2 separate regions of the Homo sapiens genome follow, and region 2 is linked to region 1. Evidence: chromatin loops called from intact Hi-C (ENCODE). Cell type or tissue: endothelial cell of umbilical vein. All regions are shown on one strand. Region 1 holds the start of LOC114224 (a long non-coding RNA gene). Region 2 overlaps UBAP1 (ubiquitin associated protein 1).

Region 1 (8,000 bases):
GGCACAGTGGATCACACCCACAATCCTGGTGCTTTAGGAGGCCAAGGTGGGAAGACTGCTTGAGGCCAGAAGTTTCAGACCAGGGAACATAGCAAGACCCCATCTCTATAAATAAATAAATACAAACTCTCAAGCCCACACCAGAGCTACTGACTCAGAATCTACATTTTAATAATACATCCAAGTTATCCATACACACACTAAAACTTTGAGAATCACTGACCTACAACAGTGCTGTCCAGCAGAACTTTCTACACTGATGAAAATGTTTTATATCTCCACTGTCAATGTTGGAGACATATCAGACAGGACAGATACAGAATGTCTCAAATTAGAACTGCACCTAAACATAATTTCTTATACTACTAAATGAAATAAATCTCCATTACTCTAATATATATATGCTCTTCCACTAAATATAATGCCAGTAATATATCCAGAGCAGGCTGGGCACTGTGACTCACACCTGTAATTCCAACACTTTGGGAGGCCGAGGCAGGTGGATCACCTGAACTTAGGAGTTTGAGACCAGCCTGTGCAACATGATGAAACCCCATCTCTACAAAAAATACAAAAAAAAAAAAAAAAAGAGCCAGGCATGGTGGCATGAGCCTGCAGTCCCAGCTACTCGGGAGGCTGAGGTAGGAGAATCACCTGAACCCAGGAAGTCAAGGCTGCAGCAGTGAGCTGTGACTGCATCACTGCACTCCAGCCTGGGCAACAGAGCGAGACCCTGTCTCCAAAAAAAAAAAAAAAAAGAAAGAAAGAAAGGAAAAAAGATTCCCTATTAAATTACAAGAACTGCCAGGCATGGTGGCTCAAGTCTGTAATCCCAGCACTTTGGGAAGCTGAGGAAGGTGGATCCCCTGAGATCAGGAGTTCAAGACCAGCCTGGCCAACATGGTGAAACCCCATCTCCACTAAAAATAAAAAATTTAGCCAGGCATGGTGGCAAGGGCCTGTAATCCCAGCTACTCAGGAGGCTGAGGCAGGAGAATCGCTTGGACCCAGGAGGCAGAGGTTGCAGTGAGCCAAGACCACACCACTGCACTCCAGTCTGGGTGACAGAGTGGGACTCCACCCCAAAAAATAAATAAATTACAAGAACTAGCTAATATTTCTTCTTCAAGAAAACGGATAGGACACGACATAAACAATTAAAGACCTTCCGTGATTTTTGTTTAAGATTTTATTAACATTAAATTTTTTTAACTTTTAAGTTCAGGGGTACATGTGAAGGTTTGTTACATAGGTAAACTTGTGTCATGGGGGTTGTTGTACAGATTATTTCATCACCCAGGTATTAAGCCTGGTATCCATTAGTTATTTTTCCTGATCCTCTCCCTTCTATTTTTGCTAAAGTATTTTCAGAAAACAAAAGTTGTTAAGTTTGTTTCCTTTGGCTAGAATATCTCGGAAATATAATAAACCTTTGATGAAAGAATTAAATATGTCTGGCCAGGAGCAGTGGCTCACACCTGTAATCCCAGCACTTTGGGAGGCTGAGGCGGGTAGATCACCTGAGGTCAGGAGTTCAAGTCCAGCCAGACCAACACGGAGAAACACCGTCTCTACTAAAAATACAAAATTAATCGAGCATGGTGGAGCACGCCCGTAATCCCAGCTACTCGGGAGACTGAGGCAGGAGAACTGCTTGAACCCAAGAGGCAGAGGCTGCAGTAAGCCAAGATTGTACCATTGCACTCCAGCCTGGGCAACAAGAGCAAAACTCCGTCTCAAAAAATAATAATAATAATAATAATTTCCAAATTTGAAAGTTCACAAACTACCCCTAAAGTCTGCTCCAGCAGTGATTTTTAATTTGGCTGACCATTTGACCTTGAATTCCACCCATGCAGCCAGATCACTTCTCTCATGAGGTATCCTATAAGACATAATGATCGGCCGGGTGCGGTGGCTCATGCCTGTAATCCCAGCACTTTGGGAGGATGAGGCAGGTGGATCATTTGAGTTCAGGAGTTTGCGACCAGCCTAGCCAACATGGTGAAACCCCATTTCTACTAAAAATATAAAAATTAGCCAGGCATGGTGGCACGTGCCTGTAATCCCAGCTACTCGGGAGGCTGAGGTGAAAGAATCACTTGAACCCTGGAGGAGGAGGTTGCAATGAGTCAAGATCGCACCACTGCACTCCAAGCTAGGCGACACAGCAAGACTCTGTCTTTAAAAAAAAAAAAAAAAGATATAATGATCTACTAGAAGAAAGAAATGGGGAAGTTACTGCCCATATCCTTCCCCATGAAACTACTGAAGGAAATGTTAACACTCCCAAACTATAGAAAGATTTTAGGATTAGGAAGATTCCATTCTTACCAGTAAGGATGCAAACCCCACCTGGGACCAAGACCATGATGATGAGATGAAGCAAAAGACAGGCAAAGCCAGCCTAATCTTTTTTATTTTTTATTTTTTGGAGATGGAGTTTCACTCTTGTCGGCCAGGCTGGAGTGCAATGGTACGATCTCGGCTCACCGAAACCTCTGCCTCCCGGCTTCAAGCAATTCTCCTGCCTCAGCCTCCTGAGTAGCTGGGATTACAGGAATCCACCACCATGCCTGGCTAATTTTTCTATTTTTAGGAGAGACAGGGTTTCACCATGTTGGCCAGGCTGGTCTCGAACTCCTGACCTCAGGTGATCCACACGCCTCAGCCTCCCAAAGTGCTGGGATTACAGGCGTGAGCCAACGCACCCGGCCCAAGACAGACTAATCTTGAGTTTCCAATAGGTTACTAAAGGAGGCTGGAATAGGCCAGTGGTAGTAACAAACAACAGAAAAAGGCAGGAAGTTAAAGGTAGCTGAAAGCACCAGGCATGGTGGCTCACGTCTGTAATCCCAGCACTTGGGGAGGCCGAAGCAGGTGAATTACTTGAGGCCAGGCATTTAAGACCAACCTGGGTACCAGGGCAAGATCCCATCTCTTTAAAAAAAAAAAAAAAAAAAAAAAAGCTGAAGACTAAGTTTAGCATTCAAATTGCTTTACTTTGTTGCTCTCTTCTATTTACCCATCAAATCTGATGGTAACTAAAAATTTCCTGTTACACTTTTCTGTATTTCATGAAGGACACTATAAACTATGGTAGTTACATAAGTACGGATTCCCAATGATCTAAGAGTATGCCTTTCATAAATGTCAAAGGTATACTATTTGTATAAATAAACAGTATTTGTGTTGTATTTTTAATCTGGTGGTTGTAAACAGTATTTGTAGTGTATTTTTAATCTGGTGGTTGTTTTACATTTCTTTTTTTTTTTTTTTAGTGAACCCAAATTACTCAGATGTTTTATATTTCAGTGTGATCCTCGCCCAGATCAAATACTTGACTCCTTAGAAGAATAATTCCTAAAGTCAAAGTAATCACTAGTCTTCTCATTGAAAAAAAGAAAAAATGTTTTTTAGCAGCTTTAATACACAACATAGAAAAATCAATGCCACCAAGATGTATATATGTATTTATACATATACCTTAAGTCATAAGGGTTTAATGGTAGATAGGAGACACACAAGTCCAAGGAACTGGACAGTTTTGTTTTTTTTTTTAAAAAAAGCAAAAAACATTCTTCTAAGATGTTTCCATATCAACTCTTCCACAATCTACAATTATTCTTGATAAGATAGGAGACACACAAGTCCAAGGAACCGGACAGAGTTTAAAAAAAAAAGCAAAATACATTCCTCTGTTTCCATATCAGCTCTTCCACAATCCACAACTATTCTTGATAAAGCCCAACACTGTAAAAACTAGACATCAAAAAAAATTTGAATATATTTTAGTGAAAGTGCTAACAGCTTAGACTGAATGACACACTATCAATTGTATATAATACTGTCCACACAAAGAAAGGTCTCATTGTCAAATCACATTAACATTTAATAAGATGCACATCTCATTCACAAATCTGTTGGTGTCTCAGTTTGGACAATGTATGAAACCCACATGTAAGGCACAATCCAACCTCCTTTTAAAACCCTGTGGCCCTATAACTCCAAAGATAATAAGAAAGCAACTTCTAAGAAGTCTGCCTTTGTAATCAAGCAAATATTGGAAATAAATGTCAGATGAGATATACCACATTATAGATAGGTATACTACTGTATTTATTAAAACAACATGCCTGGCAGCAAAGAAGGATTTCCCAAATTTGATACAACAAGCACAAACCAGCCGGGCGCAGTGGCTCACGCCTGTAATCCCAGCACTTTGGGAGGCCCAGGCGGGTGGATCACCTGAGGTCAGGAGTTCAAGACCAGCCTGACCAATATGATGAAACCCTGTCTCTACTAAAAATACAGAAATTAGCTGGGCGTGGTGGCAGGCACCTGTAATCCCAGCTACTCGGGAGGCTGAGACAGGAGAATTGCTTGAACCCAGGAGGCGGAGGCTGCAGTGAGCCAAGATCACGCCATTGCACTCCCGCATGGGCAACAAGAGCGAAACTCCATCTCAAAAAATAAAAAATAAAAAATAAAAAAAAACACAAAACACAAACCATGAAAGACTGAAAAATTCAGTTCATTACAATTAGGAGCTTTTCTCACCAGAAGACTATGAAGAGATGAAAAGACAAGTCACAAATTGGGAAAGGATATTTGCAACCTATAAATTAACAAATAATTAGTATCCAGAATATATAAAGAACTCTTAAAAATAAATCAGAAAAAGAGAAAAGACCAAAAAAATAGGCAACGAAATTGAATATACACTTCGCAGAAGCACAAATGACCAACGAAAATACATGAAAAGATGCCCAGCTTCAGGAAATGCTGATAAAAAACACTATAGATACAATTTCAAACCCACCAGATTAGAAAAAAAAAATTAATTTAAAATCTGACAATATCAAGTGTTGAGGAGGAAGTGAAGCAGCCAAAACACACACTGCTGGCTCTTGACTCAGTAACCACAAGATTAACAATTACCATGAGCCAATTCAGTGACTCAAAACACTGGAAGTGTTTGGTAAGCATTAAGCAACTGATAATGACCAATCAAGCATTCTGAGAACACATGAGGATTACTGCCAAATACAAATTTTGGCCCTTAATGAACCGGATCCAATCTGACTCAGCAATATAAAAAAGAAACTTTCAGTCATTTATCCAGTTTATCCAGTTTATTTTGTGAAGTACAAAATAATCAGGTATTCATTTCCTCCTAGAATTCTGATGACATAATGTGACTAAAATTTTAATGAACTATTTATCATTCCAGTTACACTATTATTTCAATGAGAACAAGCAGTTCACAATGGTATTACTTTAAAACTAGTGCTTATACCTTATAGGAATTGGAATGGTCCTGTGACCACCTAAGAGGGGCAAAATGGCATAAAAGAATGCAGCATAGGCATTGAGGTTGGACAGATTTCAGTTCAAATTCAGTCTACCTAGTTGTAACCTTAGTTAAGTTACACAACCTCTGTGATCCTGTTTCCTCAATACATAAAAAGCACGCATAACACAACCTACCTACCTAATTCAAGTGTGAGAACTGAATGTGTTTGTTTGTTTGTTTTTCTTTTTTTGAGACAGAGATGCGTTCTGTCAGCCAGGCTGGAGTGCAGTGGCATGATCTAGGCTTACTGCCACCACCGCCTCCCAGGTTCAAGCAATTCTCCTGCCTCAGCCTCCTGAGTAGCTGGGATTACAGGCACCTGCCACCACGCCCAGCTAATTTTTGTCTTTTTAGTAGAGACGGGGTTTCACCGTGTTGGCCAGACTGGTCTTGAAATCCTGACCTCAGGTGATCCACCTGCCTGGGCCTCCCCAAGTGCCAGGATTACAGGCATGACCCACAGCACCCGCCCGAGATTATTTCTTTTGAGGTAGGATCTTGCTCTGTTGCCCAGGCTGGAGTGCAGGGGCATGATCTCAGCTCACTGCAGCCTCGACTTCCTGAGCTCAGGTGATCCTCCTACCTCAGCCTCTCGTGTACCTGGGACTACAGGCATGAACCACCAATCCCAGCTAATTTTTCTGTGACTTCTGTAGAGACAGGTCTCACTGTGTTGTCCAGGCTGGTCTTGAACTTCTGGGCTCAAGCAATCCGCCCGCCTGGGATTCCCAAACTGCTGGGACTACAGGCATGAGCCACTGTGTCTGGCCAAGAACTGAGATTATGTAAAGTGTTTTAACAGGGCCGAGTGCAGTGGCTCATGCCTGTAATCCCAGCACTTTGGGAGGCCGAGGCAGGCAGATCACCTGAGGTCCGAAGTTCGAGACCAGCCTGGTGAATAAGGTGAAACACCATCTCTACTAAAAATACAAAAATTAGCAGGCGTGGTGGCAGGCGCCTGTAATCCCAGCTACTAGGGAGGCTGACACAGGAGAATCGCTTGAACTCGGGAGGTAGAGGTTGCAGTGAGCCGAGATCACACCATTGCACTCCAGCCTGGGGAATAAGAGCGAGACTTCATCTCAAAAAAAAAAAAAAAAAAAAAAAAAGGATTGGCTGGGCGCGGTGGCGCACGCCTGTAATCCCAGCACTTTGGGAGGCCGAGGTGGGAGGATCACGAGGTCAAGAGATCAAGACCATCCTGGCCAACATGGTGAAACCTTGTCTCTACTAAAAATACAAAAATTAGCCGGACATGGTGGCACACCATCTGTAGTCCCAGCTACTCAGGAGGCTGAGGCAGGAGAATCTCTTGAACCTGGGAGGTGGAGGTTACAGTGAGCCGAGATTGTGCCACTGCACTCCAGCCTGGCAACAGAGCGAGACTCTCTTTTTTTTTTTTTTTCAGACGGAGTCTCGCTCTATTGCCCAGGCTGGAGTGCAGTGGCGTGATCTTGGCTCACTGCAAGCTCCACCTCCCGGGTTCACGCCATTCTCCTGCCTCAGCCTCCCGAGTAGCTGGGACTACAGGTGCCCGCCACCAGGCCCGGCTAATTTTTTCTATTTTTAGTAGAGACAGGGTTTCACCGTGTTAGCCAGGATGGTCTCGATCTCCTGACCTTGTGATCCGCCCGCCTCGGCCTCCCAAAGTGCTGGGATTACAGACCTGAGCCACCGCGCCCGGCCCAGAGCGAGACTATCTAAAAAAAAAAGGAAAGAAAGTGTTTAACAATCCTGGCTCATTAGTACATACCCAGTGTCAGCACCCTTTCCTTTGTGAATCTTGCTACTTCCACCTAAAATTTCTAAAACCTGAAATCGTAACTCTCGATTCATAGGAAAATATTACTGTTACCTTCAAGTTATTTTCTAATGTTACAGGACACTGTATGTTACAGGTTGGAAGAGCACTACTCTGCTTGCTTCTTTTTTCTAATTGAACATACTTTTCCTATAAGAAATTCTGGGCCGGGAGCGCTATCTCACACCTGTAATCCCAGCACTTTGGGAGGCCGAAGCGGATGGATCACCTGAGTTGAAGAGTTTGAGACCAGCCTGACCAACATGGAGAAACCCCGTCTCTACTAAAAACACAAAATTAGCCGGGCATGGTGGCACATGCCTGTAATTCCAGCTACTCGGGAGCCTGGGGTAGGAGAATCACTTGAACCCGGGAGGCGGCAGTTGCGGTGAGCTGAGATGGCGCCATTGCACTCCAGCCTGGGCAACAAGAGCAAAGCTCCGTTTCAAAAAAAAAAAACAAAAAACAAACAAAAAAAAAGAAATTCTGAAAAATCCTATTACTTCCTTAGAAATCTGGAAAAGAGGATGGATTTTCATTTGTTTTGGTATAGAAGCAGGGATTCCCATTCTGTGTGGGAAACTACACCCAGGTGATTTCTAAGCTTCTTTTCAGCTTGAGTTTTTTTCTTTTTTTTTAATTGTTAGAAAAAAGGTTTATTTAATGTTTTTTTTTTTTTTTTGAGACGGAGTCTCGCTCTGTTGCCCAGGCTGGAGTGTAGTGGCACTATCTCAGCTCACTGCAAGCTCCGCCTCTGGAGTGGCCGGGTTCACGCCATTCTCCTGCCTCAGCCTCCCGAGTAGCTGGGACTACAGGCACACACCACCACGCCCGGCTAATTTT
Region 2 (8,000 bases), 53 kb before region 1:
CAAACATCACATGTTCTCACTTATGTGTGTGATCTAAAAATCAAAGCAATTGAACCCATGGACATAGACACTAGAAGGATGGTTACCACAGGGGCTGAGAAGGGTAGTAGTCGGGGGCTGGTGGTTAATAGGTACAAAAAAAATAGAAAGAATGGCTGTGTGCGGTGACTCACACCTGTAATCCCAGCATTTGGGAGGCCGAGGCGGGCGGATCACGAGGTCAGGAGTTCAAGACCAGCCTGGCCAAGATGGTGAAACCCCGTCTCTACTAAAAATACAAAAATTAGCTGCGCATGGTGGCAGGCGCCTGTAATCCCTGCTACTCTGGAGGCTGAGGCAGAAGAATCCCTTGAACCCAGGAGGCAGAGGTTGCAGTGAGCCAAAATCACGCCACTGCACTCCAGCCTGGGCGACAGAGCGAGACTCTGTTGAAGAAAAAAGCAAAGAAAAAAATAGAATAAGATCTACCATTTGATAAGACAACAGGGTGATTATAGTCAATATTTAATTGGCCAGCCACTGTGGCTCACACCTGTAATCCCAGCACTTTGGGAGGCTGAGGCGGGTGGATCACTTGAGCACAGGAGTTCCAGACCAGCCTGGCCAACATGGCGAAACCCTATCTCTGCTAAAAATACAAAAATGAGCCGAGCACGATAGCACATGCCTGTAATCCCAGCTACTTGGCAGGCTGCGAGAGGCAGGACAATCGCCCGACCCTGGGAGGTGGAGGTTGCAGTGAGCAGAGATCACACCACTACATTCCAGCCTGGGTGACAGAATTAGAATCTGTCTCAAAAAAAAAAAAAAGAAAAAAGAAACACCAGAACTCCAGCTCTGTTTATACCTGCAGGTGGAAGGCAGCAAATTCTCAAGCCAACAAGAAGCAGGCCTCTTCCCATCCTGAGATGAACAGGTCAGAAAGAAACTCCCATCATCAGGCTGGTCAAAGAATGACAAGCGTTCTAGTTTGAGAAAGATCTCTGCTGTTAGTTTATTGGCTTTGATCTCTAAATGGTTAATCTAACTTTAAATGAGAGGAAGGGAGTGTTGGCCAAGGATCCCTGATCTTTTCCAGGGAGATTTTAATTTCTCTAAAGCATTCAAAGTACCATGAAAAGGAAGAAGTACAGTGCTGACCAGAGCCCAACAACTGACCAAGAGGAATTAGAATGAAGCCCACTCCAAGAAGATAATAATGGTGTTCGGCACTCTATCAAGTTTACCCGGGCCAAGGTTTATGGAAGTTTACAAGCAGCTATGAGCTCTCTGACAATAGAAGCATTCACACAGACTATCATTGACCAAGAATGCTATTACTGGGACTTGTAAAGCAGGCCAAGATTTTGTATCTTTTTACCAGCTAATAGCAGGCTTGTTATGGTCTCTGACAGATATCCCACCAATATACTCAGGCTCCTTTTTGGCTCTAAATAGTCTCTTGATGTGCTTTTACATTAAAAAATCTGTAAGCTGGCCGGACACAGCGGCTCACCCCTGTAATCCCAGGAATTTGGGAGGTGGAGGCAGGTGGATCAACTAAGGTCAGGAGTTTGAGACCAGCCTCGGAAACGTGGTAAAACCCCGTCTCTACTAAAAATACAAAAATTAGCTGAGTGTGGTGGCATATGCCTGTAGTCCCAGCTATTCGGGAAGCTGAGGCAGGAGAATTGCGTGAGAGGTGGAGGTTGGCAGTGAGCCGAGATGGTGCCACTGCACTCCAGCCTGGGCGACAGAGCAAGACTCTGTCTCAAAAAAAAGAAAGGAAAAGAAATCTGTAAGCTGGTGTAGCAAAAGGTTCTTGACTTCTATTGATTTCTATTCTAGAATGCAATAATGTGTTGTTCTGTACTGCCAGTCTTGGTGGCTCACACCTGTAATCCCAGCACTTTGGAAGGCCAAGGCAGGCAGATAACTTGAAGTCAGGAGTTTGAGACCAGCCTGGGCAACGTGTCAAAACCGCATCTCTACAAAAAACACAAAAATTAGGTGTGATGGCATGTGCCTGTTGTCCCAACAGGCTTGAGCCCGGGAGGTCGAGGCTACAATAAGGTACGATCACACCACTGCATTCCAGCCTGGGCAACAGAATGAGACCCTGTCTCGAAAAAAATCAACCAAACAACAAGAAAAAACATAATCCCTGTCATCAGGAAAATATGGGAGTCGGCGGGGGATTTAAAAGACTTACCGTGGGACCAGTATTTGGAGGTGATGATTCCTCTGTGCACACAGACAAAACAGAGAGGGAAGGCATCTGGGAGGATGTCAGGGCTGGCATCTCTGTGCCACTGTCCAAGTTCAAAGCTGAAAGCCCAAGAGTGTGATGCCCATTGAGCTCACTGGCACTGCTTTGGGTGGAAGGCTTTAGGGAATTCTGGAACGTGCCATTGCGGAGGCAGGATGTGCTATGGAAAGTGCTCGCCAGCTTGGCTGTCTTCTGATTGCTGTCATCAGAGTCAAGTTTGGGGAAAGACAGGGATTTGATATTGCTTACTGCAGGTATAGGGGGGAGGGACACTTTGGAAGACAGTGACATCTTTTCACAGTTGCCCAACTGTGGTAAGGTTATAAAGCCATTGGGTTTATGAAGAGGCTTGAAATCTAGGGTTGCCCGTTCCAAGGATGCCAGGACCTCCTCATCCTGTAACACAGACCCAGAGCCTCCCCTGGGCAAGTTATTGTCCAATAACTGAGCCATAATGGGTCCAGTGGTTCCTACCAGAATATTTCTCAGCTCTTCCTTCTCATCAATAGTTTTTAACTCCAGATTATCAAATGGGTCTTCTTCACACTCAAAGTCAGCAAGATTGAAATCCGCCTTTATGTGAGGTGGGCTGAGAACTTTCTGTTTCGTGGCACTACTGCTGACCCGAGTTGGTGTGAGGATGCTGTTGTGCTGCAAGCTGGCGAGGATGGGGTTAATAGGAGGTGGCATTGTGGCTGTACTGTGAGTCTTGGAGAAGCTCATTTTGCTATCGCCCTCTGGGCCACTCTTAGAATTCACTTTAGCTTCTGCTTCCGCAATTTTGCACTCTGCTTCCCGCTCGGCTTCTTCGATTTTCTTAATCTCTTCAGCCCACTCAATGGTTTTCTTTTCCAAAGAGAAGTCATACTGCAAAGATATAGCAGAGGAAGGGGGTGTGAACCCAGGTGGCCATCTTTACCCCACCACCCAATTCACTCCTTCCTCACTCCTGGTGCAAGAGGATAACCGGACAAGGCAGCATTTAAGGCGTGTGGGATGATCCCCACTTAAAAAGAGTAAGGCTTCCAATGTCCTTGTAAGATTTAACCAAACTATGTTCCCACAAGCCTCTTGTGGGCAGCAACCTGGCTACAGACCCTCCTTGGATCTCTATTATCTAGCACAATGTCCTAAACAAATCCCATGCTAGGTAATGATAGCCCCAAACATGTAAGAAATACCTGTAAGGTGCCATGCATGATTCTAAACACTTTTTATGCATTAACTCTCTAGATTTTCTCAATAACCTTTTAAAGTAACTACTATTATTCCTACTTAACAGGATCTACAACCAAGCATAAAGCTGGTAGCTAAATGGAAGAGCCTGGATTTGAACCCAGGCAGTCTGACTACAGATTCTATGCTCTTAAACCACTATCTATTAGATTATGATGAACAGGTTGCAGTTAAAATGCAGAAAAACTTATAAGAAATCAGATTAAGATTTTTACACAGCAAATTACACAAAGAGCCACTTCATGGTTCTTTAACAATATCTTAAGTATAGCTCAATTTACAAAAATTTATTTTGCACACTTAAGAGAAACAGACCTATTATATAAAGCAACATTCACATAGGACAGGAAAAAACAAAATCTTTGGCTTTCACCCCAAAGCACTAGAGCTAAACAGTATCTGTGTTAATGTCCAAGGTGAGAGACACACTAAAAGTAAAAAAGGGGGAAAAGAGAGGTCTAACGTGCTAACACCAGAATTTTAGAGAAGAAACATAGGAAAGAGCCCCTGGTCATACTCAAGCCATTCAAATTCAAACAACAAAAGAGAAGCCTAGAAAGGCACATGACAAGAAGTTACTTTACATCCTGAGCCAGCTGCTGTGCCTCAGATAGACATATGGGGGGATCACTGGGCTTCCTTTCTACCACTAATGGAACAATGAGAAAAGAGCAGTGGCAATGACTCTGCTCTTCTAACTGTGGAGAAAACCCAATTTTGCAATTGGTTCCCCTAATAAAAATGGAGGCTATAACTAACTTCCCATTGCCCTATAAACATTGTTCTTTGAAGTTTTATTTTAAAAAAATTGGAAATTTCTTTCCTTTTCTAGCAAACATTTATTGAACTTTTGTTTTTTAGTTACCAAAGTAATGTAGAATACTTGGAACGCAGAAAAAGCAGGGTGCGGTGCAGGGAGGGAGGGGGCTGAGGATGGCAGAAATATTAAAGTAGAAAAGAATGTGGTTTTGGAGTATAATAATAAATAATGTCATCTTGTATTTATGGAGTTCCAGGAACCAGAGTAAGCATTATAAATGCATTATTTAACTCTTCTAACAACCTTAAAAGCTAATCATCCTCATCCTCCCTTTACAGATGAAGAAATTGAGGCTTGCAGAAGTTAAAAAATCTGTCCAAGATTATATAGCTATTACAGGTCAATTCTCCAGCACATGTATGAGTGACACCAGAGGATGTTCTAAACCATGACACTAAGGGCTACCTCACGTGAGCCACATTCAACAGAAGCTTTCTGGACCCTAGAAGCAAGGGCTGTGTATGTTTTACTGGCTCACTCTAAAGAAATTTTAGCTGAAAAGTTGAGTTTGTATTGTCATGCAAAGGCAAATATGACAGTTATAGGAACTTTCAAGCCATCTGTCTAGAGCTCTAGGTCTGACTGTTCTCTGGGTACGGAGGGGACCAGATACAACACTACAACCCCATGGAGACTCCAGACAGTCAAAGTTTAAGGCTGCTTTGTAGGCCAGACAGGCTTGGCCTCCTTTGAGAGGCCAAGGTGGGCGGATCACTTGAGGTCAGGAGTTCGGGACCAGCCTGGTCAACATGGCAAAACCCTGTCTTCTACTAAAAATACAAAAATTAGCCAGGTGTGGTGGCACATGCCGTAGTCCCAGCTACTCAGGAGGCTAAGGCAGGAGAATCTCTTGAACCTGGGAGGTGGAGGTTGCAGTGAGCCAAGATGGCGCCACTGCACTCCAGCCTGGGCAAAAGAGCAAGACTCCATCTCAAAAAAAGATTGCTTTGTGCATTAGAGAACAAAAATATTTCACATGGCCCACATTGGAATGGAGCTCTTAGCTTTGATCTCCTTTTGTTATCAGTGGGTGCTATGAGCACAGTGAGCACATACCATGCTTTTATTGGTGCTTCAGACTGACCAAATGGGAAATTCCCAGCAAAGCCTAAATCGACAATTTGGGAATCAAAACAAGTTTTCTGAAGGCATCAGTAAAGCAGTGAATAATGAGAAACAAGACAGGTGTTTTTAAATCATATTGCTAATAGTATCATGTACAAAGGTAAGTAATGACTATTTGTTATTGCCAATAAAAAAATTCTTACACAAATAAAACATGGAAAAACGTTACAAAGTAGGTCTATCTCTCTTCTGGCCCAATAAAGTCTCCATACACAAAAGGAACATTAATTCAGTATTAAAGATACTTAAGATGCTTGACACCATTAGACATGAAAGAAATGCAAATAAAAACCACAATGAGAGACAACTTCTCACCCACAAGAATGTATATAATGAAAACGAGTTAATAAGAGTGGGCAAGGAAGTGAAGAAATTGGTACCCTCTTGTAGTGCTGCTGGGATTGTAAAATTGTGCAGCCACTTTGGAAAAATAGCAGTTCTTTAAAATGTTAAACATAGAGTTACTATGACCCAGCAATGCCATTCCTATACATTATACCCAAGAAAACTGAAAACATGTGTCCACACAAAAATCTGTTTACAGATGTTCAGAGCATCATTATTCATAATAGCCGAAAATTAGAAACTACCACAATGTCCCATCAACTGATGAACAGATAAACAAAGTGTGTTATATCCAAACAATGAAATATTATTCACCTACAAAAATAAATGAAGTACTAATACCTCATTCATACAACGTGGATAAACCTTGAAAACATTATGCTAAGTGAATAAGCCAGTCACCAAGGCTGCTACTGCAGAATTCCATTTATATGAAATGGCCAGAATAGGCAAACCCATAGAGACAGAAAGTAGATACTGGTTGCCAGAGGCTGCGAGGAGGCTGCCAGAGGCTGTGGGGAGTGACTTCTAGTGGACACTGGGTTTCCTTTTGGGGTGATGAAAATGTTCGGGAATTAGATAGTAATGATTATTACACAACTATGTGAATATATTAAAAATCACTGAACTGTATGTATACCTTAAAAAGGTGAATTTTGGCCGGGCATGGTGGCTGACACCTGTAATCCCAGCACTTTGGGAGGCTGAGGTGGGCAGATCACTTGAGGCCAGGAGCTCAAGACCAGCCTGGGCAACATGATGAAACCCCATCTCTACAAAAAATACAAAAATTAGCCAGGCATGGTGGTGCATGCCAATAGTCCCAGCTACTCAGGAGGCTGAGGAGGGAGGATCACCAAGCTCAGGGAGGTCGAGGCTGCAGTGAGCCATGACTGTGCCACTAGACTCCACCCTGAGTGACAGAGTGAGACTGTGTCTACAAATAAACCAAAAAAAGTTTTTTTTTAAAAAAAGGTAAATTTCATGGTATGTGAATTATATCTCAATAAATATTTTTTTTCTCCCAAAAGTAACTGAAGTTCCCTCATTATGATTACTTACTGCATATAGACTTTGGAAGATAAAAAAAGTAATACCTTTTAGAATAAAATGGTGATGCCTTAGTGAATTCCAGAAAAACAAAACTTCTTTTCCTGAAAGCTGCATTTTTAAAAATCTTCTTAAGTCACAGGAAGAAGAGTTAAAGTACCATATTTTTCTGTTGCTCTAGGTAACTTCTCTCAACTGTAAGTACCTTGAGGGCAGTGATTAAGGCATTTATCTCTACCTGCAGTGCCCAGTAGACCACCTCTCATAAACATGCGTTTAGTAAATGTGTACTGCAGTAAGTAAGTAACACAGGGCTATTTGTTGCTTTCAAGGAGTAACTCAGTACATTTCTATATAACTGAGCCTTAAAGATGGGAGGACTGAGAAAGAAGCCCTCGAAGAGATAGCATTTACACGCAATCTAGAATAGATTTGAACGGAGTTTTCAGTATAGTGAGAAAAAGAATATTCCAGGTGGAGATAACGGCTCATGAGCAGAAGCAACATATAGAGAGATAACGTACAAGGTCTAACAGACTACTAGTAACGTGGTTTGGAGGGAACATGGAGGAGGTGATGAGCTCAATTGCTTTGTCATAACCTTATGTCTAGACTATACTCAATAAGGACTGGTTAGTCATTGAACCCTTTTGAACAGTTATGAAAAGGGATGTGACAATTTAAAACTTTAAGATCATTCTAGAAACTATGTAAAAAATAGAAGGAAAACACCGCAAGCAGAAGGGCCAATTAAAGAGGCTACTGCAACAGCCCAGGTGAAAAATGAGGTCAGGCTGAACTGCAATGTGAGACACAGCAAATCTAACTTGAGTGACTGAAAAGAGAATGAGGACATTAGCAGAGAAAGGGAAAGAGGTGAAAAAGCTAGTTAAATGGGCAATGGGAATTTGGTCTGTGTGAGGTACAGGGCCCCAGGAATATACAATCTAACAGAGGACACAAAATCTGTATGTGTGTATAACAATGTGAGCCAGGCAACAATAGGAGCTATAAGAAACAAAAATAAGATAATACAGTCATAATGACAAGGATACGCTCTAAAAAATGCATGTTAGGTGATTTCATCGGTGAGGGCAGAGTGTATTTACACAAACCTAGATGGTACAGCCTGCTATACACCTAGGCTATACGGTATTGCTATGGTACAGTATTGCT

Evidence for each region. A loop is a pair of places that touch in the nucleus more often than their neighbours do. Peaks named below come from ENCODE experiments on the same cell type or tissue, not always from the same donor. Only the 100,000 strongest peaks of a DNase experiment are listed, where the experiment ranks them.
Region 2: a loop joins it to region 1, with 2.5 times the contacts of the local background. A loop is called at or near these places in 12 of 110 quality-filtered maps.

What each region holds. Positions count from the first base shown.
Region 1 is chr9:34,183,392-34,191,391 of GRCh38, reverse strand. The region is part of intron 1 of UBAP1 (ubiquitin associated protein 1); the gene reads right to left. It overlaps LOC114224 (a long non-coding RNA gene), which reads right to left and starts at 5,117. Exons shown (of 1, transcript XR_158845.6): 1 at 3,260-5,117. In endothelial cell of umbilical vein, no CTCF peak of the experiment used is centred here; a DNase peak (open chromatin) is centred at 4,971; H3K27ac peaks cover 1,548 bases.
Region 2 is chr9:34,236,300-34,244,299 of GRCh38, reverse strand. UBAP1 (ubiquitin associated protein 1) reads right to left here. Exons shown (of 7, transcript NM_016525.5): 4 at 2,192-3,115. Among named protein-coding and RNA genes, the nearest start is that of UBAP1, 61 kb to the right of the region's middle. In endothelial cell of umbilical vein, no CTCF peak of the experiment used is centred here; a DNase peak (open chromatin) is centred at 4,069.